2 separate regions of the Homo sapiens genome follow, and region 1 is linked to region 2. Evidence: chromatin loops called from intact Hi-C (ENCODE). Cell type or tissue: gastrocnemius medialis. All regions are shown on one strand.

Region 1 (2,500 bases), 140 kb after region 2:
TGGGAGGGCCCAGCCTAGAGGATAAAGTATCTAAAGGCCTAGGGATTGTACAGCCTTTTCCTGATTGGCTGCTAATTATGTTCTTCTCTTGACTGCAGTTTTTCATTTCGTTTTGGTTTATCTGTGGCATTTTCTGAGCTCAACGAGAGAAATAAATAAGAAGGGAGCATGCAACCCTGTTGTTGTTAGAATCCTAAAATAGTAGGACTGGGGGAAAAAAAAACAGTATGCTCTCCCTTCCCAGCATTCTTATCTAGGTGAAAACAAACTGCGAATGCAGATTTAAAGGGGAGTAGAAACGGCTTTTATAAGAGAAAACTGGAGGAGCGTTCAGGAAAGGACAGAGACAGTTCCATCTCTTTGCTTTAGTGACATTAGGGGTTCATGTGTTGACGGAATGTATATGAAGCTCAGATCTTTTAGAATCAGCTGACAGGTGGAACTATTTTCCTTCCCAACCATCTGCACACTCTGTAAAGATAGAACAGCGTCACGTTTCAATGCACTGGATGTCTTGATCATGAAATTACCTCTACTTTAGAGATGTTACTGGCTCCCATTCCCAGATTCCCCCGCCTGTTGTAATGCTTGCTATGATTAGGTTAGGTTATTAGGTTGTATTATATTATTGCTCCTGAGTTCACAGGAAATTCTTTTTTATCCTTCCCCCGCCAACCCCCCCCCGCCCCGCCGCCCATTTCATACTAGGCTCTTCCAAGATTATTTTAAGGAAGGTTGTTCGATTCCTAGACTGTTCAAATGGAAGAATTTTAGGTGTCTGGCTTAGCTCTGCAGATTACAGCCAAGGAGCACAGGCCCAGAGGGGCATTGAGTGACAAAGGTCAGCTGAGGAGTTAGCAGCAGAGCTTAAGTGTCCTCTCCAATGTTCTTTCTACCACTGACACTATCTCTTTTTTGGCAGGTGATTAGCCTGGGATGAATTCTGGCACGGTTCTGAAAAGCGTGCTGTCTTTCTTCTTCTAGCTACAAATTCCTCTTTTCCAGTTCCTTCCTCTTCTGTCTTTTCTCCTTATATTTTGAATCTCATCCAGCAGCCACAACAGGTGTTGGGCCTGCCTCTCAAAAAATCCTACAGCTTGGCTGGCAGGGTCCTAGGGGTGGAGCATGTCCTTGCACCACCCAGTTGGCTGCCAGATCAATTTCAAGGTCTCTCTGGTAGCCTCCAGGGCCAGTTCTACTAAGAAGCTCCTCCCTCCTTGGAGCATCCAGTGATTGGCATGTAAACTCTTCAAAAGTCTGCTCTGAGCGCCTCGTGTGAGGAATATTTTATTGCAAACTTAAGCTCCCTGAGAATTGTTCTCTCGTACTAAGCTTGACACAGTGTTAATCTATAATGGAGGCTGTTGTTGACAATCATGGTAAGAAAAACTCACTTGTTTACCTGAAACCTTCCCAGACTAGTCCTTTTTCGCTTCGATTGTTCCACTGGTGAGGGTGGGGCTGCTGCTGTGCCAAGTGCAATACTTTTTGTACACTCAACAAAAAATTGTAATAAATGTACATTTGGGGCTCCGTTTGAGCTTAAATTATGTCCACTTTTGGAATTCACACAGGTGTGGGTATTCGTGATATGGCAGCCACCAGGAGTGAGCTGTTCAGGTCTCCCACAGGGAGCCTGCTGGGAGAAGAGCAGTTAGTGGCCGGCCTCAGGCAGCAGCACCTTTGGGCTCTCCTGCAGTGTTTACACCCCGGTTATGCTCACCCTGGCCTTCTCCCTGCCACTGACCAAGCTCTGCAGACGTATGAAAGTCAAGCCATTCCTGCCCAACATGGGACTCCTGTAATGGGCAGTCTCTGCTCTGGGGCTCCTCATCAGCCTGGCTGAGACTTTCTCAGAGCTGCATTGAAACCTGACGCTCCTCCTGCCTGGTCCTTCTTCCTTCCCTCTTTTTTTCGCTGGTGTCAGATCTGCATCACCATCTGAGGCTCCCGCATCTACTCCTGCTCCCTCACAGGCATTCCCCGCCCCAGTACATTTCTGGCACTTCTCACTCCATTTTGGCATCTGCTTCCTGGAGGAACCAATTGGGCATATTCGACCTAGTAGGCCCAACTCACCCAAAGTCCATTTTTTGTGAGGGCTTTGGGTCTCTCCTGGGAGAGAACTCATCTTAAGGAAAGTAAGGAGATAGGCAACATGGATCCAGTAATAGAATCTTCAAAATCAAGGAGGAATGAGCCAACATTTAACATTAGGTTTGTCATACAGATTTGTTTCTTGACCTTGCTGCAGCTCAGGCTTAGGAATTTGTAGAGGGAAACTGGGGTTAGGAAGGAATCAGCAAAATATAGAAGAGCTGCTTTACTGAAAGCAAAGGACATAAATATTACCCATTAGAAACCCATGTGACAAAGTATAGCACGATGGGGAGAGAGAGTTTCCTCACCTCCATGCATTCCATGTAACAGATGCTATGTACTGGGAACTCCAGAAGTGTCCAAGTCACCTGGCATCTCATCAATTCAGCATGTGAGAATC
Region 2 (2,500 bases):
TTACCCTTTGAAATCACATCCCAACAGAATCTCTCTCCTTACCACCGAGTCAGGAGATAGAATCTTCTCTCTTACCCTCCAGCCCTCCTCCTCATTACCTCGGATGTTCTCACTGGCCTCCAGACTATGTACCACATTCCTCCAGTCAGACTGCAGGCGTTTGATGAGAGTAAATGCAAGCAGAGGGTTAGCCACAGGGGTTGTTGAATCCTCATGCAAAGAAAGTACCTTGTCGTAGAATCTGAAAGAAAGGAGTAGAATGATCTCACCTCCTGATACAACCACTACACCTAGGGAAGGCTGGCATGGTGTGTGTACATTAAGAGTAGCTAACACTGACATGCTGAACCTCTTGAGATTCACATAATAGTCCAACCAAAAAGCCATGCAAGCCCAAAGAATATGAAAACTATAGATACAACAAAAGTAGGTCCACTCTTTTGTTCACTGAATGAGTCAGTCTATATTAATCAATTACTGTATTTCAGGCACCATGCTAGAGATATAAAGGCAAGACAGGGTCCAGCTCTCAAAGGGATCACAAAGTCTTTTTCTCCTGTCATCACTGTATATGCAATACTTAGTATCTGGTAGAAACTCAAAAACACTATTGAATTAATTATAACCACTGTGATATGTGCTATATAGTGGTCCCCAACCTTTTTGGCACCAGGGACTAGTTTCATGGAAAACAATTTTTTCCACGGACCGGGGGGTTGGGGGATGGTTTCGGGATGAAACTGTTCCACCTCAGATCATCAGGTACCAGTTAGATTCCTATAAGGAGCACACAACCTAGATCCCTCACATGTGCAGTTCACAATAAGGTTCACGCTCCTATGAGAATCTAATGCCGTGGCTGATCTGACAGGAGGTGGAGCTCAAAGAGTAATGCTCCCTTGCCCACCACTCACCTCCTGCTGGGGGGCCCGCCTCCTAACAGGCCATGGACTGGTACCGGTCCCTGGCCCAGGGGTTGGGGACCTCTCTGCTATGAGAGAAGTGAGCATATAATGCTGCAGCTGTGCAGGCAGGGCAGCTCATCCAGGTGGGAGTTAGAAGGGGGAAGGAAAGGCTTCCAAGAAGAGATGGCATGTGATCTGAATCTTGAATGATTTGTTAAAATACTGAAAGCTATTACTTATTGAGCTCCTACCATGTATTGGCCTGTTGGGTGCTCTAAATAGATTGTCTCATTTAATTACCCCCCACCTTCCAACCGACCCTTAGTGTAGATTTAATTTTACCCATTCCACAGAGAGGAAACTGAAACAAAGCCACACTGTTAGTAAAGGGCAAAGCCAGGATGGAACCCAAGTCTGACTAACTCCAAAACCTGGGTTCGCAGCTGATTATGCTATATGGTTTCTTAAGGAGCTAGAACAAAGAAGAGAAGAAGAGTATTTTTCAAGCCAACAGGAACCATTAGTGTACAAAGGCACAGAGGCTTGAGATATATTTGTAGTAAGTCAATCTACACGAGTTATTTGCTAGATGTCAGACTCCATGCTAGATTCTAGGGATACAAAGGCAAGACGAGGTCTAATACTCAAGGATTTCATGGATAAGAAAATAACTTTTTTTCTCATCATTCTATACCTAAATTCAATACATATTTCTATGAAAGAAAGAATGAAGTATACTCTCCTAGGAGCTAGGGACAAAATTCTGAATAAGGAAATAATCTTGGTCTCAAGGATCCACAGTTTAGTGAGTAAGAAAGACACAAATAATTACATTACAGATGCAATACCAGATTTAAGAACAAGGCTTAGTGGGGAGGACAGAGAGGGGATGATTAATTTGGCCAGAGCAGGTTAGAGAAGGCTTTAAGTGAGAGTGGTACTGTTGAAACTATGACTTGTTCACATATATAAATGTGTGAGAGGGTGGGGAGGAGGCCACTTCAAAACTGCAAGCACAAGACAAGGAGACTCTGAACCACGACAGCGATGGAGAATGGACTGGGTTCAAGGAAGGAGTTTAGGAAGTGGTGATGACTGTAAAGGGGAATAAGAGGTGGGATCGTCCAGCACACTTCCAACCTTTCTAGCTTGGCAACAAATGCAGAAAAGGGCAGAAATGGTAGGGCCTGAAGTGATCATCTTTCCAGTTAATTTCCCTTCTCCAGTGTCCTTCAACAGTGTTTATATAGGCAAAAGATGCTGTTTCCTTTCCTAGTATACTCTGGTTAATTCCATTTCTAAAACACCAATGGAATTTATATTACTGAAATTTATTATCTATAACAGGGCAGATTAAGGTACTATTCCTGCTCTCCAAGAGTTTTCCCGCTCGTTTTAAAATTATCAACTTCAAAAATAGTATAACAAGAATGGAAGTAGAAGAAAAAAAAGTTTGTGCAAAGTGAAAAAAAATGAACGTGTGCAAGAGCACAGGAGACTATGAGTCCTTTGGCAAGAGTGGGCGACTTCTGCGAGGAGACAGAGATGAAAGTGAAAAATAGAGGAAGTGGCAAGGTGGTAGGATTTCAACCCCT

What was found. Hi-C counts contacts between places; a loop is a spot of excess contacts. Peaks named below come from ENCODE experiments on the same cell type or tissue, not always from the same donor. Only the 100,000 strongest peaks of a DNase experiment are listed, where the experiment ranks them.
Region 1: it touches region 2 in a loop (15-fold over the local background); 4 of 110 quality-filtered maps call a loop at or near these places.

What each region holds. Positions count from the first base shown.
Region 1 is chr11:74,443,508-74,446,007 of GRCh38, forward strand. No RefSeq gene overlaps it. Among named protein-coding and RNA genes, the nearest start is that of KCNE3, 23 kb to the right of the region's middle. In gastrocnemius medialis, no CTCF peak of the experiment used is centred here; DNase peaks (open chromatin) are centred at 834 and 1,134; H3K4me3 peaks cover 554 bases; H3K27ac peaks cover 2,133 bases.
Region 2 is chr11:74,304,172-74,306,671 of GRCh38, forward strand. P4HA3 (prolyl 4-hydroxylase subunit alpha 3) reads right to left here. Exons shown (of 13, transcript NM_182904.5): 2 at 99-241. Among named protein-coding and RNA genes, the nearest start is that of P4HA3-AS1, 5.9 kb to the right of the region's middle. In gastrocnemius medialis, no CTCF peak of the experiment used is centred here; no DNase peak of the experiment used is centred here.